Linked DNA regions of Homo sapiens: all the other regions are linked to region 1. The links are chromatin contacts, found by Hi-C or POLR2A ChIA-PET in ENCODE. All regions are on one chromosome and are shown on one strand. The core of a region is the stretch at or near the end of the contact, and the rest is flanking DNA. Distances in the headings are between cores, read along the strand shown. Region 1 holds the start of TBC1D5 (TBC1 domain family member 5). Region 2 has its middle 220 kb from the start of MIR4791. Region 3 has its middle 110 kb from the start of GALNT15. Region 4 holds the start of OXNAD1 (oxidoreductase NAD binding domain containing 1). Region 5 holds the start of KCNH8 (potassium voltage-gated channel subfamily H member 8). Region 6 overlaps RFTN1 (raftlin, lipid raft linker 1). Region 7 holds the start of RFTN1 (raftlin, lipid raft linker 1).

Region 1 (3,615 bases), core at 814-3,313:
TTGTCACTGCAAAGCCTTTTTTTTTTTTTTTTTTTTTTTTTTTTTGAGACGGAGTCTCACTCTGTCGCCCAGGCTGGAGTGCAGTGGCGCGATCTCGGCTCACTGCAACCTCCACCTCCTGGGTTCACACCATTCTCCTGCCTCAGCCTCCCGAGTAGCTGGGACTACAGGCGTGTGCCACCATGCCTGGCTAATTTTTTGTATTTTTAGTAGAGACGGGGTTTCACTGTGTTAGCCAGGATGGTCTCAATCTCCTGACCTCGTGATCCACCCGCCTTGGCCTCCCAAAGTGCTGGGATTACAGGCGTGAGCCACCGCGCCTGGCCCTGCAAAGTCTTTAAAGGCCTAGGCCTAGAAGTGACAGAGAGTAATTTTTGCCATATTTGATTGTTTAAGGCAGGTGACAGGTCCGGCCCAGACTCAAGGGCAGAGGACTATACATGGGCATGAATACTGGGAGGCACAGTTAATTGTGTGCCATAAGAAAATAGTCTACCACAAGGTCTGAATCTTGGGCTGAATATTTAGAATGGGATGCCATTAGCATAACCTGTGTGGTAGCTGAAACTATGAGGTGGGATCAGTCTGTGGGTGTATACAGTGGTAAATGCAGAAAAGAGTCCAACAGCTTTGTAAACATTTGAGAATGGAATCTTGAGGGTTGTCATTTTCCTAGTTTCTCAGAAGCCTCTGTTAATCCTATTTCTTCATATACATTCATCCCAGGATTTTCTGTCATTTTGTTGCTAGCCCCATTTCTTGACTATCATCTCAGTATTCACCAGTCTAACAGTGATGATGACTGGTCTAGCCAGAACTCCCAATTAGGGAGTTTTTACATTTTATTTATTTGATAAATAAATAAATCTGGCCGGATTAAATCTGGCCACAGGCACTAACTTAACCTGTTCAGTTTCTGCAACAGAAAGAGGGGCAACAGAAAAAGAGGGATCTCTGTGTGAAGTGGGGTGTTTGTCCACAAAGGTCTCCCACACAGGCATCTTCCTCTGAAGCTAGATAACCTTCAGAAATCTGACCTTTCTCTGACTTGGTTTCCTTTTCTGGACTAAACAGTATCAATTTTCGTTGGAGCTCTTTGTGAAGATAAGCTAATAAAATACCATAAATCTCTTTTACTAAGTGAAGCATTTACCACTCTAATTAACATTATGATTTAAAGGCTTTCATACTGGGGAAACAAACACCACCTTCCCACGTGCTTGGGTTAAAGGGGATCTTAAATCATGATTATGCAGAGACCAAGGGCAACGATAAAAGTTTTAGACATTCCCTGTGTTCTGATAGTCATCAGACGTTTAGGGAGATACTACAACACTGAAGACCCTGTCCAAGTTTATGAGATAAAGATAGAAACCACAGTCTAGTATTGTGGGCTTGTGAAAAAATAACTCCTAACCTTTATCTTTCTATGGGTTGTACTACAAGGTAGGTCTGCACAAAGTGCTAGTGACTCCTCTAAAGTAGGCAGGGGTAAGTTTCACGGAGAAAGTGACAGATGAGCTGAGTTAGAAGCCTACTCAGCCACAGAAAAATGTGGCATGGAAGGCCATTTACCTGTGACAAGGAAATGTAAATTCCTTGGCAGGAGAGCCAGGATCTCAGGAGAGTCCCTGGGACCCTCTGCTCCCCTTCTCAGTCCAACCCTGGGAAGATAGTTGGTGGATGTGAACCTCTGACTAAGACCCAGGAGCTGGTTCCCAGCCTCCAGCCGCGCGCCGGTTGGAAGCAGGGAGAGAAGGGAGGGGTAAAAGCCCTCAGGCGCATGCGCTCAGCAGCCTGCCGGCTCAGCCAAGGAGAGCTCTGCCCGCGGCTCACTCCCCACCTACTCGCTTCTCGCGCCTCGCGGGCCCCAGAAACCCGGACCCGAGAGCGAGCGCGTTGCGCTCGCGCGCAGACTTCAGGTCCCGTGCGGGCGCCTGCGCACGAGCTTCCCAGGCGCGCGGGCCGCGAGGTTATTAGAGGTGGAGCGCGGGGAGGGCGCGCGGCGGGAGGCGGCCGCCGTTACGGCGCGAGCGTGGTCACGTGGCCGCTGGTCACCGCCGCCACCCCCTCCCGCCCTGTTCTCTTTCAGGTCGGGCCGGGCCCGGCCGCTTCCGCGAGCGCCCTGCAGACTGAGGGAGAGAGAGAGAAAGAGGAGGGGAGGAGGAGGAGGATTCAGGGAATAGGAGCTGGGGAGCCCTTCTGCGCCACAGGTAAAATAAAATAATGATGATGATCGTAAAAAAGCCCAAGCCCTCTGAACGCCTCCGCCTTCCTCCAGTGCAGCCCCACATGCAGTCGTTCCCGCCCCGGCCTCCCACTCAGCCTCAGGACAGGTTTCGCCCCCCTTCGCGCCGCTGCTGCAGCCGCAGCCGCCGCCGCCTTCTCACGGGAGGGCCTGAGGGTGCCGCCGCCACGGCGGACGGGTTGCCGCACCGCCCCCCGTTTGTGCGCCTCGGAGTCGGCGTCGGGGGTGGATGGCGGGAGGGGTGGACCCTTCAGCTCCCTGGCGGGCAGGGCGGGCAGGGCGAGCTGGGCGGGGTGGCTGCTTGCAGTCTGCCTGCTTTCCCTGCCCCAGGAGGTCGGGGTCTAGACTGGAAGGCCAACTGCAGTAAAGGCAGGGCCTGGCGGCTGGACTAGTGCTCAACTTCCTACTTAGTAAATTTCCATGTTCATTTGGGCCCCGGGAAGCACGCTTCCTTCCCTAGCCGGAAGCGAAACGGGCCCTGAATCCTCAAACCTTAATAGTCTTTAGAAGAGAGAAGCCTTGACTTCACTTTTGAGGAAGGGAACCGTGACCTGGATTTAGTACGACTTAAGTTTATTCACACGTAAGAAACGGAGGTCTTTCAGGATAAGAGCAAAAAAAAAAAAAAAAAAAAAAAAAAAAAAATTCGCAGGGAGGGCAAATCCCGCTCCCCACCCCGACTTTTCCTGGAAAAACACACAGACCTTCACTACAAGATTCGATTCTACAAGTGACCTAGAATTTGTTCGATACCAGTTACTCGTTTTAGTTACAGGAATTATAATCTGTGTTTAAAGTTAACATCCTGTAGGTTTTTTTCGAATAATAACTTTCTGGAAAGAGTTCATTTGTCAACTCTGAATTGGACAAAATCCTAAGATTTTAACATGCAGGTTTCACACGTTTGGACCAGGTTGCCTGGAATTTCTAGACCCGGTAATTCTTTTGTAAACCTTTATAAGTGTTGTGCTCTTGCACAAAATACTTAAAGCAGGAAGCAATAAATAGGTATTGTTGAAAAATGAGCCTTTGCTATCGGTGGCAAAGAAATTCATTTATATATTGGTTTTTCTCTTTGGGCTTTTCTGATTCCGTGTCTTGGTACTTTTCATACCATATCTCTGAATTCATTTGTAAACTTGAGCATTTTTAATTTTTACAGCTATCTGCAGTATCACAGAACACTCAAACCTTAATGTGGGTGGGAATCACTTGGGGCTCTTATTAAAAATGCATTTTCTGGTTCAGTAGGCCTATGGTGCATTTTGATATTGTACATTTCTGATAACATGTGCAGCTGGACAAGGGACTATCTTTGAGTAGCAAGGAAGTGGATAACTTGTGTGCAAATAAATAAAGTGTTGTAT
Region 2 (3,615 bases), core at 415-2,914, 1.8 Mb before region 1:
TTAAACCCTACTTCAGCCAATGCTGGGTCCTTTGTCGACTAGACTAGAGCAGTAGTTCTCGAACTTTAGCTGGTATCAGAAGCACCACAGGTTGCTGGGCCCTACCCCCAGAGTTTCTGATTCTGTATGTGTGCTACCCACACAAACTAAATCAAACTCTTTGTGGTTAGAGCCAGGAATCTGTTTTTTAAAAGCAACATAGGTAATTCTAATGGGTAGCCAGAGTCAAGAACCAGTGTTTGGGTATTTCTTTTTTTCTTTTTCTTTTCTTTTTTCTTTCTTTCTTTCTTTTTTTTTTCAGACAGAGTCTTGCCCTGTCTCCAGGCTGGAGTGCAGTGGCGTGATCTCTGCTCACTGCAATCTCTGCCTCCTGGGTTTAAGCGATTCTCCTGACTCAGCCTCCCAAGTAGCTGGGACTACAGGCGCCCGCCACCATGCGTGGTTAATTTTTGTATTTTTAGTAGAGACGGGGTTTCAGCATGTTAGCCAGGATGGTCTCCATCTCTTGACCTCGTGATACACCCACCTCAGCCTCCCAAAGTGCTGGGATTACAGGTGTGAGCCACCGCACCCGGCCTTGTTCAGGTATTTCTAAGCCTTTAACATGTGCACAAATTACCTGAGAATCTTGTCAAAATGTAGATTCTGATTCACTGCTCTGAGATGGGGGTCCAGGATTTTGCATTTTTAACAAGCTTCCAGATGAAGCTGCTGCTGTTGTCCCGCAAACCACACCCTGCGAACCAAGTGTGAGAAATGTTGTCTTCTTTACCCCTTTTCTGTAGACGTGGTTTTTGTGTAAGTTAACAAGAGATATGCTAAGTGATCTAGGCCCAGGGCTCAAATACCTTTGGGGTACTGGAAGCCAGAGTTGACAATTAGATTTGGTTCCACAGGTTGTCTGATTATAGCAGGAGGAACTCTTATGACTCATTTTGGTCAATAAGTTATCATGGCAACTTTCGGAAATCTGTGTTTCCATCTGAGGGCTTCTGGACATCACTGCCAATCATAGCAAGGGGCCCCAAAGATGCTGAGTGTTGGCCATGTGGCTGCAGCTACCCAGAGGGCTCTGTGTTCCCCAAAAGATGTGGCTGAGTTTGAGCCCCTTCCTTATTAGCATTTAATACTGACCCCCATGCAGAGTTCAGAAATAATTCTCTCTCAGGACAAATAAACCATAGTGAAGAATAAAGCTACAGGAGTAGCATAAAGTTCAGAGTCAGCACTGGTTAAAAAAAATTACCATGGCAAGTAAAAGTGCCAAAGCAAAAGGGTACTCTTTACCCTGGAGGAAATTCTTAAATGAAAGTGGTCCCTTCAACTTAGTATATTAGTTCTTTACAAAAATAAAAAGCACAGACACACTTTTAAGTCTCACTTCCTCTTATTTTATTCTTTGTTGTACTCAAATATATCACATATGTATGTTCTATTTTTATCAAGCCAACTGTGAAAAAAAACCCAGAAGCTTAGCTTCAGCGTCAAATTCCATCCCATTTCCAGCTTCTTATCTCCATAAAGGAAAAACCCAAGTTAAAAGGAAATAGCTTAAGAAGGCATAGTTTTGCCCTTTGGACACATTTTCCCACCAGCTGTTTTTTTTCTGGAATGAACAGCTTATTTAATTACCTGCAATGACAGGTATGTAAGTGCTGGTCTATCTCTGCCTCACTGTGCTGTCCTCATGTCTTTTATACTGTTTATTCAGGGCTTGGTGAATGACACAACTCAAGGAATAGGTTCTTTCAGGACACAAGCTGCAGGGAGTAACATTTAGCTTATTCCCTCTGATGAGACCTACTCACACGGTGGGCTACTAAGGGAAGCTTTGAAGGCATCTGTGTGAAGTGGCAGACATTTCATAAGCTCTGCTTCTAGCCAGAGGAACTGTGGGTAAGAGGGCAACAACATTTGCCACAGAGAAAGCTCTGAGGCTTCTGGCTGATAGTGCTCAGGTCTTCTGTGGCCAGGGATGGTGGTTGTGACATATATGTGTGTGATTTCTAAAGCAACAGCAAATCTCTATAGAAAAACTTTATGGGGAAAAATGGTATGTGTTTGTAGAATATATTTGTGTTAGTGAATAAACTTCCTGTATCTTTCTGTAATTAAAGAGTTCAAAATAAAACTTCACTGAAATTCAGATAGACATATTAGAAGCCACACGGGTTGGGGATAAGGTGGCTGGGGGCAGAAACAGCATGTTTTTCTGCCCTGGTGGCTCTTCAACAACTTTTTTTAAAAAGGTAAATGTTGACTTGATTGTTAACACTGTGATGAATAGACTGTAGGGGACATATTATGAAAGCTACTTTGTGACCTAAGCAGAGAAAATGTCAAAGAGAGGACTCATTTTCCAGAAGGTGGCCTGGAACACTGAGTGAGAGGGAAAAGGAGGAAGCATGAGGAAGGGCCAAGGGGAGAGGAGGGAGCGGGAAAGAGAGAATGGAGAGGATGTAAGTGGGAGGAGGCTGGAGATAAAGGGAGAGCCAGGAAGAAGTTGGGGAAGAGGAGAGGGGGGGCAAGGAAAGGTGAAAAAATCAGGAAGGAGAGGTAAGAAGGAGATGAGGGGAGGAGGGGGAAATAGGAAAGGAACCAGGGGATGAAAGGTCAGGAAGATAAACTGACATTTGTTTAGCGTTTATTGTACGTCGGGTAGTGTGCCTTCACAAAAATTACTTCATTAATTCTCACGAAGACTCTGAAAATTGGATATATTTTATTCTTCAAGTTTTAGATGAAGGAATTGAGGCTCAGATGTCTTAAATAACTTGTCCATATCACAGAGCAAGAAAAAAATGGTTGGAGGCAAACACTCCTTTGTGTTCTTCCAAAACTTCTGCTCCTTTCTCAGCTTAATATTTATTTGGACCATTTGCCTTTCTATAAAGTGAAATAAATAGGCAAAGGAAAGCCTTTTGGAAGAGCCCTTAATAGAGCCTATGCCTGCACTTGTACCCAAGCTCTATTTTCGGTGATGATGGTATCTAAGAGAAGACTACATTTGAAGTACTATATACTTAAAAAAGAAGACATAAAAGCAATGTCTTAAAAAGATGACCTTAGAAAATGAGCTATATATGCCATGAGAATAAGTAGCTTTAGCAAGAACTATTTGGTGCAGGCTGTTTTCATTGTTATGAATAAAATCACAATCTTAACATTAGCAATTCCATTTCACATAGGGGACATCCACAGCAACTGTCATCTGCTGACCAAATAGTTATCTTGCCTCACATACAAATATGATTCCTATCAGATAACTGACCAATTTTTGAAACTTCAGAAGGTATTTTCACTTTTCTTTTTTCTTCTAGAAAATCTAAATGAAACAAGAAAACAAAGATCTATAACAAATCAAGAGGTATAAGTGGTGTAAGACACATAGTAGACAATCATTTTTCATTGAAGTAATTGATGGGTGTTCAAAGCTCTCTTGGAGAAAAGATATCAGTTACTTTGATAAAAAAAGGTCATTGATGTATTTGGAACTGTACAGAAAGAAACTTGTCAGTTTTAATTGGTTTGATTCTAGTTGGTCCATCTTCCCACAGAACCAGCTCATTATAAAACGAAAGGTTGTACTTCTTAGGACAATGTTTTCAGAGTTTA
Region 3 (3,615 bases), core at 716-3,215, 1.7 Mb after region 1:
ATTAAATGAGTTATATTTTAATGAGCTTGGAGGGCATCATCTCCAACCATCTCATTTTATAGATGAGAAAACCGAGGTCCAGGGAGGCAACTTACCCAAGACCCAGCAGCTGGTGCCAGAACCTGGAACAGCAGGTTCCAGTTCTGACACCCCCATGCTCTATTGTGAAAAACAGCAGGCATACAGAAAATAAAACTGCTTCATGGAATATCAAAAAACAGTCTTGCAACCACCAGCCATGTCAAAAAAGAGAACATTCCAGCATCCCAGGAACCCCCTCTCATACTCCTTTCCCTTCTAAAAGTAACCAATATCCTGACTTTTATGGGAATCATTTACTTGTTTTTCATTATAATATGATACATATATCCTATATATCACCAAACTATGCATTCCTAAGCACTATGGTTTAACTTTTCCTAACTTTGAGTTTTACAGTGTAACACCACAGTGCATACTCTTTTGTGTGTAACTTTTTTTCCTGAATATTTTGTCTGTGTTTCAGCCATGTTGCATGCAGCCGTAGTTCATTCATTTTCATGGCTGTATAGTATTTGCACTCATTGAATTGTGTCCCCCAAAAAGTTCACATCCACATAGAACCTCAGAAAGTGACCTCATTTGGAAACAGGACCTTTGCAGATGTAATCAGTTAAAATGATTCATACCGGATTGGGGGGCCCTTAATCTGATGACTGTTGTCTTTATAAGATGTTCATGTGAAGACATTGAGAGAAACAGGGAGAGTACCATGTGAAGATGGGGGCAGAGATGGGAGTGATGACAGCTACAAGCCAGGGAATGCCAAGGATTGCAGGCAAAGACCAGAAGCTGGGAGACAGGCATGGAGCAGATTCTCCCCGAGAACCTCCAGAAGGAACCAACCCTCCTGATACCTTGATTTTACACTTCTAGCCTCCTCAATTGTGAAATGATAAATTCCTGTTATTTTAAGCCACACAGTTTGTACTAATTTGTTATGGCAGCCCTAGGAAATGAATATAGTATTCCACTGTATAAACAGCTGCAGTTTACTTATAAATATACCACCATTTCTTGATCCATTCTGACGTTGATGTCGTTTGGTTAGTTTCTCATTTGGAGCTATTATGAGCAATGCCACTGTGAACATTGTTGTTCATGTGTCCTGGTGCAAGGATGTGCACTTCTCTGGATGACATGCCTCCACTGCCACCCTGCTTCCTGAGCAGTCAGCCCTCTATGGCTATAGCAGTAGAAATTCTGGGTCCTGGTAATGAAACAACTCAGATAAAGCAGAAAAAGACAACAGTGCAGCTAGCCAGAGCCCTGCTGGTGATGCACCCTCTGATTCACTGCAGCTCCAGCCAAGCTTCTCCTGCATGAATTCTCCATTCCTCCATCCCTGACCTTGCTGTGGCCCTGACTCCAGCAATCACTACCTCCCACTGACAGGGGAGGATCCTCTCCCTGATTTTGGCTCTGCCCTGCCTCCACCAGAGTCTCTACACCCCCTTTAGTCCCTTTCTTTTTTTTCTTTTTTTTTTTTTTTGCTAGCTGATCGAGTTTGGAACTGGTCTGTTCTTTGTTGCCCCCCTGGACTCAGCCATAGCATCTCAGACCAAAAGTTCCTAACAATGGTCCCTCCTTGCAAGGAGAGGCTTCCTGAATTATTTTCTCCCCCATTTACCAGGAAATCCACTGATTTTAGAGATTTTCCACCCCTAAGGACAGTAAGAACCTGAGGGCAGAGAGTGTAAGGCATCACGGGGCAGGAGAGGTGAGCATCTATGTGGTGGAAGCTGGGGTGCCGATGCACGTGGCTGCAACAGCATCTCCCAGTGGCCAAGTCACAGGGGAAGAAAAGAATGTTTGTGTCAACCACCAAAGGGCTGAGGTAAACAGTTGTCTTCACTCACTGCCCATTCCTGAAGATGAGTCACTTCCCAAACTTCCAGAGCTGTGACGACAATTGTTTATCTGACATGGACATTGAGCTTGTTTTCATTGCTGCAATACCATCTCAAAGCACACTGGGTTGTCCTTCTTCTGAGTAACAACATCCTCTTATTATGAATTCTGTATTTCATTTGGACCCACCTTCTTAGCATTTGTATTACTCCGTACAACTTGTTCTAGGAAATTGTGAAAATAGCAATATTGAGGTAAATAGAATTCTTTTTCTTTTTCATTTATTTTTAGGAAAATCTTACTGCTTTGATTTTAAAATCTGATGACAAATCTGTGGTTAACCCCACCCATCACTGTGCTGAAGAAAGAAATTGGATATTTTTTCTGTGGAATTTCAGCAGTCAATACTCTTTCCTTATTGCTCAAAGTCCTCCCACAGAGAAGTTCTGGGGAAATAGAGAGAAGGCAAAGGGTGGCAGTTGGGAGCCAAAATGCTTAGAGTTATAGTAAATGCAAAATGTGTTAAAAAGAACCTTGAGCTTTCAGTGGTACCACTGTCTTATATCCAACTCACAGAGCAATGTGGTGGGGGATGTATCAGGCAAGGTTCAATCAAGGAAGCATGACCACGATGAATGATGTAGAAAAACACAGATTTGCAATAGAGATTGGACCTGGAGTCATGATGGGAGCTGGTGGAGATGTCTGTGCAAGGCTGTTCCCTCTGCATTTGGTGGGCCAATCCTGAAGTTGCTATGGGTCAGCAGGCCAGGCTGTTTGGATGGAAAGCTGGGCATGAAGTGCAAAAAAGCAAGGAAAACGAAAATCTGTGAAGACAAAGAGGAATCCATAAGGACCAACTGAAATCCACAGGGACCAACTGCAAGTCATATCTGTCTTCTACCATCTCAATCTCAACCACATCGGTGACCCGCAAGCTGGGATCCTCCATCATGGAGTGACACACACTCCTGGCCAGAGCAGCTACAGGAGGAGGTCCAGAAGGAGGAGAGGAGGTGCAGGCCCAGCTGCTGCCCTGTGTAGGTCCGTGATGAGTGAAGACTGCAGCAGCCCCTTGTGTCCGACACCGACCTCCAGACAGTGATGGCTGATGCTCCACATTCACCTTCCAAATCTCACGCAGATTCCTCACATGGCACTCCTAATCTAGACCATACAGGGGAAGGAATTCTGGGAAATGTAGTTCTAGTAGCTAAGTTGACACAATACAAAACCATCACAGTGGTGGAGTCAGAAATACCAGGCAGATAGTTAAGTATGGTGCTCCCTTCTAGAGGCACCACTAAGCTAACACGCATACACTGCTTACAATGTGCCAGACACTCTTCCCAGCACTTGACACACACCAACTCATTCAATCCTCTGAACAGCCTGATGAAGTAGTTACTTTCATTATTCCTATTTCATAGATGAAAAGCTAAGGCACAGAGAAGACCACAAAGATAGTAAGAGGCAGACAAATTCTAGCATGATAGTGGTCATACTGGGCAGCCCTTCATCTGTACTTTTTATGGCCTGCTATTTTTAAATCCTGAATCCTGCTTTCTTCTAGTTTTCTGTTTTAATATGCTGTTCCCTCTCTGTCAGATCTGGGGGCCCTGACTGAATTTTCTTATGAGTGAATTATTCTGGTATGACTATAGCTCTCCTCTTCCCTGTAATCCATGTGAAAAGAAATGTATGTCTTTTCTCATATTGTCTTAA
Region 4 (3,615 bases), core at 314-2,813, 1.5 Mb after region 1:
TCAATCCTAATACATTGACCCCTTCTCTTCCTTGTCAAACAACCTAGAGAGGTGGAGGTTTGGTATTGCCAATAAACAACTCCTTCTGGCCTGATATACAACAGCACTCATCAAATATAGTTTGCATTATACAATTATGACCTACTTCTTTTTTTTTTTTTTTTTTTTTTTTGAGACAGCGTCTAGCTCTGTCGCCCAGGCTGGAGTGCAGTGGCGTGATCTCAGCTCACTGCAATCTCTGCCTTCCAGGTTCAAGAGATTCTCCTGCCTCAGCCTCCTGAGTGGCTGGGATTACAGGCACACCACCACACCTGGCTAATTTGTGTATTTTTTAGTAAAGACGGGGCTTCATCATGTTGGTCAGGCTGGTCTCGTATTCCTGACCTCGTGATCCGCCCTTTTAGGAATAAATGTAAAGTTTAGTAGTCATTGTAATGTTTTCTTCAAAAGTGCACAGGGATATATTATGTATATGTGTTACGTAAATGTAAACTAAATGTTATATATCATTGCTGAACCAAGTAAAGCTCATAATTTCCGTGCAAAAGTGGAACATTACATCTAAAAAGGATCTTATATCATCTCTACTCCAATCCTTTCTTAGAAGAGGAAATAAGGCCCAAAGAATGTAAATATCCAGTTGCCAGAGGTAATCAACAACTCAAGATTCCGATCCCAGATCTTCTCTCGAAAGTGCTTTTTCACTACAATGCATTTCTTCTCTACTAAGATATTAAAATGCCTAGTAATTAAGTAAGACCCAATGTAATCGGTTTTACCAAAACAGGCACTAGCACTGCTTTCAAGACAAAAATGCCTTTTATCTGCATTTCGCTTCAAGGCATACATAGGCCTCACACTGATAAACCTGCCTACTGACACCATTTCTTTCACAACGAAAAAACTGGTACTCACATAAGTAATTTGTTCCTGGGCTTTGGAGACAGACAAGCTCTTCATTATTTCCCAGGTGTATGATTTTAGTCAAGATGCCCAACTCTCTGTACCTCAGTTTAAAGATTAATAAAATGGAATAACATGTAAACTCCTAGAGTTGACAATTCCACTTAGTGCAATAGCTGGCACATAACTTCCCAATAATAAAAGGTGATGTTATTACTATTACTAAAAATCATCGTCGTTAATAATGTTATAAGCCTGGCAAACAGAAGACTAGAACTCAATCCCTGCCTTCCAGGGCTTGGTCCTTTCAGCAACACAATTTAGGGTATTTTAAGGCGTCTGGGGTGAGGAAGAAGCGGAATGTACCTGCAGCCAGGAATTAACAAGCTGACCGTCGCCCTGGGCTCAAGGTCACTCGGTGAAGCGAAATTCTACGGGAACTGTTCGTCCGTCACCAGGAAGGGAGGTCGAGGAGGCTAAGCTGCTCTCGCCTCCCCACCCCGCCTTTCCCGAGGGCCGGGAGGCTGCTACCTAGCACCTGCTGCAGCCTTCAGCGGGCTATTTAAGGCGTTAAAGCAGACGATAAGAAGCAGGGAAACTTTCCCCGCTGGCACCTAGCTTGCAGACCCGGCCACGTTTAGTTGCAGGCGCCTGGAATACTCCGCGGTCCCAGACGTGACGTAGCAGCGCGGGCGAGCCCCACATTCTATTGGTCGCTGCCGCCCAATAGGAGGAGCGGTGCGCGACCCCGCTGAGCAAGCTTTCAGTCTTCCCAGTGTCTCCGCCCCTAGTTCAGCCATCTCCATGGTGACCGCTACCGGTTATCCATTTGGCCGCGCAGGGCGGAGTTGCGTCATTGCCTATGCGCCGGAAGGGCTAGTCCTTGCCCGGCGCGACCTGATGATGCCGAGCCCAGGCCGGTTCCGGCGAAGTTAAACCCTCGGAGCTGGCCTCGGACTGCTGGGGCGTTACCCCTTCGGCCACCCCCGCTGACCATGGCAGTGTTTCATGACGAGGTGGAAATCGAGGACTTCCAATATGACGAGGACTCGGAGACGTATTTCTATCCCTGCCCATGTGGAGATAACTTCTCCATCACCAAGGTAACTTCAGGGTCCCGCCCGGCGGTTCACCCAAGCAAGCGCAGTTTGGTTCCGCCCGTTCCTTCCATCATTGGGTAGCCTTTGCTGCGCTGTGTCACCCACGCCCTCTTTCCCGTTGCTGAATCTTCCTCCTCCCGCGTCCCCCCACCCCAACTAATGCCCTGAGCTCTCTCGGTAGGCACGCAGTTCTGGCCTTAGATTAGGTCAGGGAGAGGGTGGCGGAGAGCCTCTGTCTCTCTGCCCGATCCCTGCCTTAGGGTCCCAACCTGGGATATTTCTGTCGAGGAGGGGACTCGTTTTTTGTTTCCCAGGGCTTTTGGGGCGACCGAAGCTCGCCTGACCTTCCTAGGTGTTTCCCCTAAGTGACGCTTCTAGGGGAAAATGATGTCGGCATTTCTCGCTGAAGGCCCTGGGGTTCTCACCCACCTTGGGGGGAAGGCAAGCCACCAAGAGACTTGCATCTAGGGGTGGGATAGGTTTGGGGGAGGAGATGGCGAAGAGAAGCTATCCTGACCACATGGTATTTGATTTCGTTGTAGGAAGATTTGGAGAATGGGGAAGACGTGGCAACGTGTCCTAGCTGCTCTCTCATTATAAAAGTGATTTATGACAAAGTAAGGGATATAATTTTAAAACGGGGGAAGGGTATTGTAAGTCAGTGGCAAGGACTTAGATCAGCTTGTCAGTGATGAGTGCAGGAGAATGTTTCATTGTGCTAGGTAAAGTGCGGTATTTTTTTAGGCAGGTTTTAAACACCATTGATAAACAGCCGAATAGTAAATTAAAACGTTTAAAGTTCAGATTACGTAATTTATTTTAGCTTTAGAGATAAATCTAGCTTTAGTGAAAATTATTATTTATTAAATAGAAAGTATATAGATTATTTTAGTGGACAATTTTTTATATTTCTCTTCTATTTAATATGTAATTAAAATTGTTTAGAGCTGCTAGACTTACTTTGAAGGGAACAATTGTATGGTATTTCGTGCTGGCTTATACACAGAATTCTGCATTATCTTGTTTGAGATATAATTCCTAGGTGCAGCTTTACAATTTCATTTTAGTCTTTAGTTGCCCTATTATCTTTCACCCAAGGATGTTGACAATAGAAAAAAAAAATGTTATTACTGCCCACTCCTACCCAAAGTTTTGTTCAGTACTTGGAATGGAATCTTAGGTAAGGACCTTAACACTCTCAAGGATGAAGTCCAAAATGAATATAGGGAAAGTGGGGATGAGGCACAGAGCCTCATGAGAGAAGCGGGCTATAATTTAGACTATAATTTAGAAATATAATGATTCATTCTTGTATTAAAATGTGCTCTGCAACAGAAAGCAAACGGTAAGGAAGATCAGGAGTGCTGGTCTGGGAGGAAGTTGCAGTTTTCCATAGGGTGATCATGGCAGGCCTTACTGAGAAAGGCCTTAATAGGTAAAGATTTGAAGGAGGTGAGGGAGTGAGCCATGTACATATGAGGGTATGAGGTAAGAGAGTCGAGCAAAGGATCGTTCAGTGAAGGGGACCTAAGACAGGAACATGCCTGATTTTATCAAGGAACAAAAAGGAGGCCAGTGTGACCAGAGCAGAGCAGGATGAGAGTAGCGTAAG
Region 5 (3,615 bases), core at 726-3,225, 1.4 Mb before region 1:
ATTACACTTCATTCAACTTTAAATGGCAATGAGATAAACAATTACCATTTGCCAATTACCTCATTTTCAATAGACAAATTCAGGATCAATGTTTACAGCCTTTTAGTTTTGGATGTTCAACTTCAAAAAAAAAAACATCCACATTAAACTGATCAGTACCTCAGGTAATGAATAGTAAAATAGTAGTATCCGCCATCATGCATGGTAAAACACAGCAGTGGTGATTTTGTGTGGCGCTTCAGTGGTGTGGTAGTGGCAATGGCAGGGACTTGAAGTTTTCCTATAATATTTATCATTATTATCTAAAAAAGACATACGTAATAACATTACACCTCATACATAACATCTAACACATTTAGAATATAAAAGGGAAAAGAATGGCTAGATGTAAAGATAAAAACACTTATGAAGTGACCAAATATCCACACCAACTACCATGATTAGACTAGATGTCAAAAATAAAAACTGAACAAAATTAAAGTGATTCATTTCTTTCTCATGTAAACTTTTCCAACTATCCCTGAAGCATAAGTCCAAGACTTGCTTCCCACCCAAAGATAAGACTGTGTATTTAGACTACTGGAGTGGAAATGAAATTAGTATTGCTCTCCCATATCAGCTCCAAGAAATATACAGAGTAAAAGCAATGACACTTGAACCACTAAGAAGGACTTTAGGATAAATGAGTTTCTCTGAGTCTCAACAGAAAAATGGAAGACAGTGCACAGAAGCAAGATAAGCTAGAAAGAAGATGAGGATATTCGTAGTGAAACCAACTGAGAGCATTTGTTAGGGGTGGTAGTACAGACTCCTAATTACAGGGTTAAAGCCAGCTAGGAAGATCCACAGGGTCAAGTAGAGAGCTTGAAAAGCCTGAGAAGGAGTGGGGACCTGACCGTGGTCCTGAAAGAGAACAACTTGCAGATGATAACGAACCGTCTGCTAGCAACCACACAACATCCTATCTATTTTTTTTCCTACTGTAGCTTAAATGAGCTAAATGTCCAATAATATTCGTACTCAAAAAAAAAAAACTAAAAACTTTCTCTTATCATCAAATCGTCTTTATTCATGTCCTTCTTCCTGAACAGCCTCTGCTTGAGTGTTAGGCTCATTTAAGGATTAAAAGATACGCTATTCTAGCTCAAAAGCAGGAATCAAGGTTCTGACAAACTCACAACACTTAAAATTCTACAGAAAGCTTACACTTGGCAATCCTGCATTTCTTAAACTCAGATAGAAAATCATACCTATCCGAAATATATCACGGAATGAAGCTCCAAGAAAGAACACTCCAAGCTCTCCTTTTGATCTAGGGAGCCTTGAAACTCTAGAAAGATTAGGTACACCGATATTCCCCTTTTCACCTCAGAAAATTACAACCAATTCCCTAAAGATACACCAAAATGCAGGTCCCACAGTGAATACGGGCGTCGGTCTTTCCTCAGGCTGCGTTTCAGTCCTTAACAAACCCAAGAACTCAAGAGAGCCAACTATTACACCAATACAAAGTGTTAATACTACACCAAACCATGAGGGAACAAATTTCTCCGCACAAAAGATACCTTGGCAAGAACAGAAGAAAATTCACTCCGCTGGTGCAAAAGGGAAGGTGGGAGCAAAAGTAATGTGTACGAGAAAAATCAGTCTCAGAAAATGCCATACCACTCGTTCAAGTGTAAGACTTACGTGTTCCGTCAAAACGGGTGGCGATGGTGTCCAGGAAGGTGTTTTGCGGCGCCAGTAATCCTTTCATAACCGGCATTTTTCCAGCGTGGTGTGAAATTCTCCATCAAAGTTTGTCCAGAAGGATGGTTCGAAAGGAAAGTGCCAAGAAGGGAGAAGGGGAACCTGATGACGGCAGGGAAGGGGGACCCGGCCTGACGGCGGGGCCGAGCAGGGGAAGTGGAAGGATGGAGGGAGAAAGGGAGAGAGTTCCAGCCGCCCCGGCTGTGGCAGGAGGAGCCCCAAGAGCGCTCCCCGAGCCCGCCCCGCACCTCCAGGCTCAGCCCGGCGCAGGCTCCCTCTCCCGCCCCCTCCACCCCCGCCAGCTGCTGAAACCCCCCCACCGTCCCTCCGCGGGCAACAGTGCCCGCCAGGCGCCGCCGCGCGGTGCCTCGCCCCCCACGTCGCCCGCCCGGAAAGAGCCCGCAGTGGCCCGGGGCGCCGCGCCCTGACCGACGTCTCTGGGGTCTGGGAGGGCGGCGCTGAGAGCTGGGAGAGGCGCTGAGCCTCCCGGTCTCCACGGGACGCCGGGAAAGGAGAGCGAGCGCAACTCCCACGCCCCGGGAGCCAGTGAACAAAGACCCCTTTGTTCCCTCTCCGTCCCACTCCCGGGGAGACTGGAGTCCCGTGGGTGTGGTATTGGAGAAAGGGAGGAGACAGGTCGGGGCAGGTATCCGGCCTCAACCTAGAACTTAGGAGGGGGAGGCCCCCCAGTGGTGTCCAAGGGAGCAGAGGCAGCCAGGAGCCCCACGGGGAGGCGGCCCCCTTCCGGAGCACTTGCCATTGCGAGCCCACGCGACAGGGGCAGGGCAGCCCGAGTTAGTTGTGAGGCCCATCCCCAGTCACCAGGGTCTTTTAGTCCGGGAAACTGGCCCCGAGCTCCAAAAAGGGGTGCTTCAGCCCTTCTCCCCAAATTGCCATTGGCCTCCCCAAGCCATCCCAAACTTTAAAAAAATAGCCTTTTGAACGGACAATGGATGGTTTCCCATTCTCCGGTAAAATGTGAATAAAGCATTTCTAGAAAAGTTTGCTATTTTTATTAATTTGCAAAATACCACGTAAGTAAAAACAGTAAGGCTGCCTTCCAAAAATAGCTTCAAACACAAATCCCCTAGCCTGCCCCCCTTTCCCCAGCCCCCACTCCCGAAGACTGACACCTCCAAGAAGAAAGCCTGGCGGACGGCCAGGAACTGAAGGCGTCTCAGAAAACGAAAGTGGTCTCTCCCAGTCCTCCCCCCTGGCCCCCCCCGCGGGGACTCCCTCTCGGCCAACGTTCTGCGGGGAAAGTCGCCCAAGCCTGCGGCACAGCCCTGTGGGGAGTGCAAGGGGACACCCAGAGCCCGAACTTTATAGAAAACTCTGCAAGGGAGGTGGAGTGTGGAAGGGAAGTTGAGAGCCCCAGGGTAGAAAAACAAACGTAAGCCCAGGTGCTAGTGCACCCGGAAGGAAAGGAGGGAAAAAGCAAACAGGTGTCAGAGCCGCGGCGAGGCAGCTCTGATCTCCAGGAACTCGGGCGTGGCGGGAGGAGGGAGGGAGGGCCCACCCCCCGCCCCCTTACTAAGGGGGTTTCTTGTTTCAATTATCTCGGCTGTTGGGGCTTCGGGGGGGACCCCGCGGGTTTCGTCACGTCTGCCTTGGGCTCCGGGAGGGAGGGGGAGAAGAGAGAGAAGCGGCATCCCCCTCTCCCCGCCCCCAGGCCCCCTTTCTCGTGATGCACTTCCTGCGGCCGAGGATTCCCTTTGTGTTGAAATTCGAGAAGATCCGGCAGAGGCTCTAGGCTAGCTGGGCGGGGGCGCGCCGGGGAGGGGACAGGATTCCGGAGTGGGCGGCGCGGGGCGGCCATCCCAGAAGAGAAGCTACCAACGTGGGGTTCCTCGCCCAGCTGCACCC
Region 6 (3,615 bases), core at 564-3,063, 1.3 Mb after region 1:
ACTCTGTGTACTGCTATGAAATGGTCTCTTAAGAAAAGTATACTGTTTTGTTTTGTTTTTTTGCTTTTTGAGACGGAGTTTAGCTCTTGTTGCCCAGGCTGGAGTGCAGTGGCGCAATCTCGGCTCACTGCAACCTTCGCCTCCCAGGTTCAAGAGATTCTTCCGCCTCAGCCTCCCGAGTAGCTGGGATTACAGGCATGCACCACCACACCGGACTAATTTTTTATATTTTTAGCAGAGATGGGGTTTCATCATGTTGGCCAGGCTGGTCTCAAACTCCTGACCTCAAGTGATCCGCCTACCTTGGCCTCCCAAAGTGCGGGGATAACAGGCGTGAGCCACTGCCCCTGGCCGAAAAGTATACTGTTAATTGATAAAAATTGATTCTAAAAAGCTAGGTGTGTAATGTTATGCTGACATTTGTGTAGAAGAGGAGGGAAATATATAGACCTGTTCACTTTTGTATGAATTCTTTGATTGTTAATGCATATACACACAAAAAGATAATACTGATTTCCTCTAAGGAAATAAATGTAGGAGGTAGAGGATAGGGCTAGGATGTAGACTTTTCACTGAATACACATTTGTACCTTTTGACTTTTGAACGTTGTTTGCCCTTCTCAAAAATAAATAAATTAAAAATCCAAATTTTAAAATAATTCAATAGGTGAAAATATTCCTGGTTTTTATTTGTGTAATTCTAATGCTGAATTAAAGTGTGTTTTCAAATATTGGTTAGCCTTTTACACTTTTAAGGCAATTGCCTATTCATATATTTTTCCCGTTTAAAAATTATTTTGGGGTGGGGAGTGTTTTGCAAATTTAAGGAAATTAGCCCTTTGTCTTAAGGGTCACAGAAATTTTGTTCCAGTTTGTCTTTTGACTTTGTTTATGCTGCTTTTTGCCACCTAGTATTTTTATATTTGCTCAATGTATTTTTCTTCTTTTCCCTTCCCTTCTTCCTTTCTTTCTTTATTTCTGTGTGTTTTTTTTTAGAGGGTGGAAATGACTTTTTCATTGTGATCACTGATAAGACGACTCTAGATCTAAGACAGTCCATTATTATTTTATTTTATTTCATTTTTGAGACAGTGGCTTGCTCTGTTGCCCAGGCTAGAGTGCAGTGGCCCTATCATGGCTCACTGCAAACCTCCCCATTTCCAGCTCAAGCGATCTTCCCACCTCAGCCTCCTGAGTAGCCAGGACCACAAGCACTGGCTAATTTTGAGGGGGTTTTTTTGTTTTTGTTTGTTTGTTTGTTTGTTTGTTTGTTTGTTTAAGAGAGACCGAGTTTTACTATGTTGCCCAGGCTGGTCTCAAACTTCTCGGCTCAAGCGATCCATCTGCCTCGGCCTCTCAGAGTGCTGGGATTATAGGCCTGAGCCATCACGCCTGGCCGACATCCAATTATTAATGCCTTTGGGTGATTTGGAAAACGACAGGCTGCTTATAAAGTCTGTTTGAAGACAGTAAAAACTGGGACAAACTCATTTTAGCAGTGACCTAGAGGATCCTCCCCGAGGGCAAGGGAAGAGGGGTTTGGGCAGGGCTGAGTGGGCGTTGTGATGGGTCTTTGATGAGCCTCTCCTCTCTCCACTCCAGCGGAGCTCCCTGGGTCCTCAGCAGTGAGGCTGGCCTCCCTGCGTGACCTGCCCGCCCAGCTCCTGGAGCTGTACCAGCAGGGCTTCTCGCTGGCGGCCCTGCACCCCTTCGTGCAGCCCACCCATGAGCGGGAGAAGACGCCCCTGGAGCACATCTTTAGAGCCATCCTGATCAAGAAAACCGACAGGTAAGGCCTCCACGGGTGAATGGGTAGCATCCTGTTGCGGCTAAGTTATGCTCAATAGAGGAGGGGAAGTGAGAGGATGGGGTTGGGGGTTGAAATTTGCATGCTGTCCTCAGGGCCTCAGCCCTCAGACAGGTGAGGCAAACAGTTAGACAACCAGAGAGGTTTCTTTCCTAGCATCCTGCGATGAAAAACAAATGCATGTCCAACTGCAAGTAGAGAGTTCCATTTTACATTCTTTCCCTCTTTTAACTCACTGGATTAAACTCAGCTAGAAAAATGTCTCCTCAGAAGAAGCATATGCCCAGAATGATGTGGCTAGTAAAAGTGCAATACTTTTAAACTGAAAGGCATGACTGGAAAACAAATAATTTTGTTTAGAGGCTATAGACAAACTTAATGTCTTCCCGCAAAGTCTAGAAATACTTTAACATTTTGCGCCTACCATAAATTCTGTCAATCACTTGACAGTTAAAAAAATACAAAAAATAAACACCACCTAAATAAAATGCTATAATTGGTTTGGTCTTGATTTAGATTTTCAGGGCTTGGGGATGTTTTTCAGTTTGGCTTGCCCAGTTGAATGCTTATGCCTATATTTCAGTTGAGCCTAATTAAGAAAAGAGAAGTGGGGTTAGTCTTTCAAAAGGAACAATATTAATTTTTTTAAAAAAAAAAAACAGTGAGGATGGGATGGAGAGAGCAGTATGTTTTTCCTGCTTTCATAAAAATAAAAATTAAAATGAAGTCTGGGAAAGGAAATCAGATTTGTCTTTTGGCCAACTATCATAGAAGGAATGACAGCATGTGCCACATTTTAAAAAGGGAGTACAGAGCAGCTCCTCCTTGTTCTCTCCTTTTAAAGTCACTTTGCAGGTAGACAAAGCATTTGGCTGGTGTGCTCATAAGGGACAGCTGTGAGGCATGAGGTTGCGTGTCTAAGACTGACTCCTCTTTCCTTTCCTTTCCTTTATTTCTTCATGGTTGATCAAGCTCTGGGGCTCTTACTCTACATCAACACACATTACGTCAACACACATTAGAATTCAAAGTGAAAGGTGGTGCATGTTTTTGCTCGAACCCAGAATTCACACATGTTTTGGTAGGGCAAGACTTTTCTCAGTGTCTGCCTTTTATGTGTATTAGTTTGTCTTTCTCTCTCTCTCTCTTTTTTTTTTCTGTAGAAACAAGGTCTCGCTATGTTGCCTAGGCTGATCTTGAAATCCTGGCCTCAAGCGATCCTCCCACCTTGGCCTCCCAAACCACTGGGATTATGGGTGTGAGCCACTGAGCCTGGCTGCATATTGGTTTCTTTTCTTTTCTTTTTTATTTCCTTGAGATGGGGTCTCACTCTGTCACCCAGGCTGGAGCACAGTGGCATGATCTCAGCTCACTGCAACCTTTGCCTCTCAGGCTTAAGCCATCCTCCCACCTCAGCCTCCCAGGTAACTGGGACTACAGGTGCACGCCACCATGCCTGGCTAATTTTTTTATTTTGGGTAGAGACCGGGTTTCGCCATGTTGCCTAGACTGGTCTGGAACTTCTGGGCTCAAGAGAGTTTCCCACATAGGCCTCTCAAAGTGCTGGGATTAGAGGTGTGAGCCACCACGCCCAGTCCATTATTGGTTCCTTTAGGTTGATTGGCTGTTGATCATTATCTGGGTCAATCATGAGAAGATTGGGGGCCACAGTGGTTTTGAGTGACACTGACACATAGGATATGTATAATGACAGTAGCTTATATTTAGTGAGCACTCACTGTATGTGAGGCTTGATCATTATCATTTCATCTGTATCATATGGCTATGAAATAAGTGTCATCTTTGTT
Region 7 (3,615 bases), core at 796-3,295, 1.2 Mb after region 1:
AAGAGAATTGGAACACCCTGGATAATTGCTGAATGCAGGTTAAGAAGAGCCTTGAAAGATCTGCATGCTATTGGCTCATCCACTCATTCCACACATATTTACTGAACACCTACTATGTGCCAGTAGGAAGCATCAGAATATCAAGAAGATCAGGAGTTCTAGAAAACCCTCAAAAATGCAGATCCAAGCAGGGAAAAAAGTCATTTAAGACATTTGCCCATGATTATTAGCACTCGGGAAAATATTGAGTGGAAGAAAATGGAAGCAATCAGAATAGCATATTAACCTCAAGCACTGGTGTCTTAAAAAAAAAAAGCACAAAAAACACAACGGTGTGCAAAAGTTTTATAGAGTGAAAATGATTTGCTTAAAAGAAATCAAGCACACTGCAACTAGGTTATGCTGCATTCCCCCACCCCCACCCTCCTTTTTCCTTTATCTTCTTTTAAATGCCTACCGGTTAACACCTATCAATTTTATTTTCTTTCTGTGGCCTAGTGACCAGCAAAGGATCAGAAAGATTTTGGATGGACCCTGACTTGCAGCAATTCAAGGCCTCGGGCAGATAGATAGCATGAAGACCCCTCCCTTTGGCTTCATAAATGGGTGTTCACAACCTCTGGTGATGCCCCTGAGCAAATGTCCCTGCGCACTACTGTCTGAACCTGGACTTACGTGGTCACCTGGTCTTATTTTCTTTCATGTGGCAAGCTCAAGTGTAGGGGGGAAATGGGGGACACTGGGGATAGTGGTGGTGAGTGTGACACCAGGAAAAGGTGGGGTGGAAAGGGAAAGGAGAAAAACAAATAAAAACAAAACAGTGGTGAGGGAGGGGGAGCAAAACAGAACTAGAAAGGCTATGGAAAGAGAAAATAAGGAAGAAAATCTCTGAGAAGCTGTGGTAACAGGAAGAGTCCCTGAAAACAAAATAGTGCTTCCTTACTTGCTGGAGGAGTGTTATTAGTGCCAGAAGGACCTCATCGAAACACTGCTGGGCCCCTAAACCAGCCCTCCACCCTGTGTGCTCCAGTGCTTAACTTTGCCCACACAGGGTCTTCTTTGCCCAATTAGAAAATGGAGATAATTAATTAAATTATCTCACCCTTCTTGTTCTAGCCCCCTTAAAATAATGATAATAGCTAAGTTATAGAGTGGTTGCTAAACACTTTACATATAATAACCCACGAAGAAGTGCCATGTGACAAATAGGCGCAGAGCAGTTAAGTCACTTACCCAAAGTCACACAGCCAGTAAGTACTAAAGCCAGGAATCCAACCCTGATTATTTGACTTTAAAGTTCCCCCTCTTAACCCCTACACTGTAATTCTGCTTGGTTTAGTTTTACGAAGAAAATATTTTCTAATGGCTCCTTGCCTCACATCTTCACTTTACTAATGCAGCCTGGTTTACTAGTGCTTCACTCTTTATATAATTTTCTCCCTGGGTGCCTCAAGTTGCCACGCAAGGTGATTCTCCAGATCTTCTCAAACCTCTGGACATCTTAAGTAGGTAGACCAAGGGATGGCAACGGAGACAGTGGCATTACCCTTCCCTGAAGCACTAACTCGCAAGAGAGAATTTCAGCAGCACCTGAGATGTTTAGGGATGCTCCCACCTGTGGAATGGGGTCGAGAAATGGTCCTCTCTCAAGTCGGCCCCAACCCCACCCCCAGCCATCAGCACCTTGATGGCAGTCGCCCTTTCAGCATCCTGGCTCAAATCTTGAAGGATCCTTGTCTCCCAGGCGCTCTTCCTGACAGCACACAACCTTGATTAGGAGGGGCTGGGAGGGAGGATCGATGAGCCCCTGACCCCTGGGTTCTGAGGCTGCCAGGGTCGCTTGCAGCTCGGCCGCGTGGAGGTGACCGGGCGGAACTCCGAGGGGGCGCGGGGAGAGCTGGGCGGGCCCACCGCTCCAGCGGCTGCTGTCAGGGGCCGCGAGGCTTTCCCTGAAGATGCAGCGTAGCATATTTTGCACATGAGTTCAGAGGAAGAGGAAGTGTAGCCGGCGGACGCGCGGCGGCGGCGGCGGGGGCGCGTCGGGGCTGGAGCCGGAGCGCGCCGGGCGCTGGGCGCAGCGAGCGAGAGCGCGGCGGCCGCGGGCTCCGGCGAGGGACAGACGCACCGATCGCCGGAGGGACAGACACACGACCACGCGGCGCCACCGCCCACGCCTCCACCCACCGGCGCCCAAGTCCTCCCCGCGCCGCCTCCTCTGTATGGCACAAACTTTCCTCCCGGGACGGAACACGCTGCCTCAGGGAGCCCGCGACCGCGCCTTCTCCTCCGCCGGTCCCATACGGTAGGCGGCGGGGGGGGCGCGACAGGGCTTGGGGTGTCGACCGGCACAGGCCCCTCCGTTTGGCCCCATGGACCGGGTCTCTGGCGGGTAGTGGGAACCGCGCGTGGCGCCTCCCTGCAGGTTGCTCTTTGCCGGGGCTCCGGAGCTGCCAGAGCAGCACCCCCTGGCCCGCGTCGGATGGGGACCTGGGCTGATCCTTGGGACGCCTGGATCTTGGGCCAACTTTTTTTTGCGGGGAACGGGTGTAGGGGAGTCATTCCTGGAGCGATGTAGGGAGAGGCACTTCGGAGCAGCCTGTTGGGGGTCGTAGGCTCTGCAGGCTCAGAAGCGCCTAGGAAGGACGCAGAGGTGGGGGAGCTTGGAGGCTACAGGTGGGTCCAGGACACACTGCCGCTGGGGTCCTCGGAAAAGAACAGGAGGGAGCTGGTCGCGGAGTCCAGGTTTCCGGGGTGCGCGCGGCCTGGGTGGGGCAGGGTGGAGGCGGTGCCTGACTGCCCCTCTGCGTGTGCCCTGGGAGGTGGGTTTGCTCTGGGGACAGAGGTGCTGGACGTGTAGGAGCAGACATGCCGCGCGCTCCGAGGAAGCGCCGGAACCACCAGAAGCACAGGGACGCGGGTGCCGAGAGTCCCCAGCACTGAAAACGGGGATCTCCTCTTCTGTAAGGGATTTTCTTCCCTTGTCTTAACCCACTTCTCTAGACTCAAGGGACGCCAGGATGGATATGGGTCTGGGCGAGGAGGAGGTGGTTGTGTATTTCGGGAAGCCCCGTTGTCAGGCACGCGCACCCCAGTCCTAGGCCAGGGCTGGTGCCCTTCACCTCCGGTGTCGCTGCCTTTGGCAGCAAGAACCGCGTGGAGGCCAAGGTTGTAGAACCAGGCACGCTCCCTGCTGTCTGTCTGTGACTCTGTGCTTGCCCTCAGCTGCCCTGTGTGGTTATGGGTGATCCCTAGGGACGCTGGGTGGTGTCAGTGAGTTTCTTCGGGGGCTTAAAACAAACAAACAAGAAGTACTTTTTTAAAAAAAAAGTCTGGCTCAATCTCTGTCAGTGGTCACCCCAGTTTCCAGCAACTCATGTGCTGGAACCCTTGTAGTCGGTACAGCTGTTTCAGGAGCTGGGCGCTCAACTAGACTAGGCATCTTCCAACCCCTGCCATCGTGTGTCATCTCAGGATAAGTTAAGGCCTTGCCAGGAAGGAAGCCGGGTGTAATGTGAGCGACCTCTGGGCCTGTGGGTAGGGCCTCTCTGCTGCCGGGATTCCTAATTTGTATCTCTGAACAGCTGAATCCCAACGAAGTTCAAGTGACCCCAGATG

Evidence for each region. A loop is a pair of places that touch in the nucleus more often than their neighbours do. ChIA-PET counts read pairs that join two places held with the same protein, here RNA polymerase II (POLR2A). Pooled maps may share reads with other maps.
Region 2: a loop to region 1 is called in a pooled map, with 5 times the contacts of the local background. The contact joins the enhancer-like site here to the promoter of TBC1D5 in region 1. A Hi-C loop is called at or near these places in 2 of 37 single-sample maps with no recorded cell type and 2 of 50 pooled maps.
Region 3: a map of gastrocnemius medialis shows a loop between it and region 1 (10-fold over the local background). The contact joins the enhancer-like site here to the promoter of TBC1D5 in region 1. A Hi-C loop is called at or near these places in 1 of 168 maps with a recorded cell type or tissue (gastrocnemius medialis).
Region 4: a map of B cell shows a loop between it and region 1 (19-fold over the local background). The contact joins the promoter of OXNAD1 here to the promoter of TBC1D5 in region 1. A Hi-C loop is called at or near these places in 6 of 168 maps with a recorded cell type or tissue (B cell, CD14-positive monocyte, CD8-positive, alpha-beta T cell and 2 more), 9 of 37 single-sample maps with no recorded cell type and 21 of 50 pooled maps. POLR2A ChIA-PET finds 5 or more read pairs at or near these places in 2 of 52 experiments (CD4-positive, alpha-beta T cell and HEK293).
Region 5: a map of CD8-positive, alpha-beta T cell shows a loop between it and region 1 (6-fold over the local background). The contact joins the promoter of KCNH8 here to the promoter of TBC1D5 in region 1. A Hi-C loop is called at or near these places in 1 of 168 maps with a recorded cell type or tissue (CD8-positive, alpha-beta T cell) and 7 of 50 pooled maps. POLR2A ChIA-PET finds 5 or more read pairs at or near these places in 1 of 52 experiments (PC-9).
Region 6: a loop to region 1 is called in a map with no recorded cell type, with 5 times the contacts of the local background. The contact joins the enhancer-like site here to the promoter of TBC1D5 in region 1. A Hi-C loop is called at or near these places in 8 of 37 single-sample maps with no recorded cell type and 3 of 50 pooled maps.
Region 7: a loop to region 1 is called in a map of CD8-positive, alpha-beta T cell, with 6 times the contacts of the local background. The contact joins the promoter of RFTN1 here to the promoter of TBC1D5 in region 1. A Hi-C loop is called at or near these places in 4 of 168 maps with a recorded cell type or tissue (CD8-positive, alpha-beta T cell, GM12878 and naive thymus-derived CD4-positive, alpha-beta T cell), 25 of 37 single-sample maps with no recorded cell type and 15 of 50 pooled maps. POLR2A ChIA-PET finds 5 or more read pairs at or near these places in 1 of 52 experiments (activated T-cell).

Annotation. Positions count from the first base shown.
Region 1 is chr3:17,741,079-17,744,693 of GRCh38, reverse strand. It overlaps TBC1D5 (TBC1 domain family member 5), which reads left to right and starts at 2,063. Exons shown (of 23, transcript NM_001349074.2): 1 at 2,063-2,213. It overlaps LOC105376975 (a long non-coding RNA gene), which reads right to left and starts at 1,750. Exons shown (of 2, transcript NR_135536.1): 1 at 1,576-1,750. RefSeq lists enhancers at 1,647-1,716, 1,674-2,377 and silencers at 1,837-2,146, 2,377-2,576.
Region 2 is chr3:19,537,985-19,541,599 of GRCh38, reverse strand. No RefSeq gene overlaps it. Among named protein-coding and RNA genes, the nearest start is that of MIR4791, 220 kb to the right of the region's middle. RefSeq lists a silencer at 4-173 and an enhancer at 787-896. Within about 2 kb of position 1,664, at least 3 of the 41 ENCODE cell types and tissues checked have a DNase peak (open chromatin) inside an H3K27ac peak, as active enhancers do.
Region 3 is chr3:16,058,806-16,062,420 of GRCh38, reverse strand. No RefSeq gene overlaps it. Among named protein-coding and RNA genes, the nearest start is that of GALNT15, 110 kb to the left of the region's middle. RefSeq lists an enhancer at 1,571-2,770. Within about 2 kb of position 1,965, at least 19 of the 41 ENCODE cell types and tissues checked have a DNase peak (open chromatin) inside an H3K27ac peak, as active enhancers do; they include gastrocnemius medialis, where a contact is called at or near this core.
Region 4 is chr3:16,263,160-16,266,774 of GRCh38, reverse strand. It overlaps OXNAD1 (oxidoreductase NAD binding domain containing 1), which reads right to left and starts at 1,563. Exons shown (of 9, transcript NM_138381.5): 1 at 1,270-1,563. It overlaps DPH3 (diphthamide biosynthesis 3), which reads left to right and starts at 1,832. Exons shown (of 3, transcript NM_206831.3): 1 at 1,832-2,006; 2 at 2,546-2,620. The coding sequence starts at 1,899. RefSeq lists an enhancer at 1,691-2,000.
Region 5 is chr3:19,146,870-19,150,484 of GRCh38, reverse strand. It overlaps KCNH8 (potassium voltage-gated channel subfamily H member 8), which reads right to left and starts at 1,975. Exons shown (of 16, transcript NM_144633.3): 1 at 1,690-1,975. The coding sequence starts at 1,765. RefSeq lists enhancers at 2,533-3,126, 3,127-3,615 and a silencer at 3,414-3,585.
Region 6 is chr3:16,432,025-16,435,639 of GRCh38, reverse strand. RFTN1 (raftlin, lipid raft linker 1) reads left to right here. Exons shown (of 10, transcript NM_015150.2): 3 at 1,603-1,789. Among named protein-coding and RNA genes, the nearest start is that of RFTN1, 80 kb to the left of the region's middle. RefSeq lists a silencer at 1,786-1,915. Within about 2 kb of position 1,813, at least 3 of the 41 ENCODE cell types and tissues checked have a DNase peak (open chromatin) inside an H3K27ac peak, as active enhancers do.
Region 7 is chr3:16,512,129-16,515,743 of GRCh38, reverse strand. It overlaps RFTN1 (raftlin, lipid raft linker 1), which reads left to right and starts at 2,045. Exons shown (of 10, transcript NM_015150.2): 1 at 2,045-2,302. RefSeq lists silencers at 487-662, 1,816-1,885, 1,916-2,275 and enhancers at 2,566-2,645, 3,196-3,605.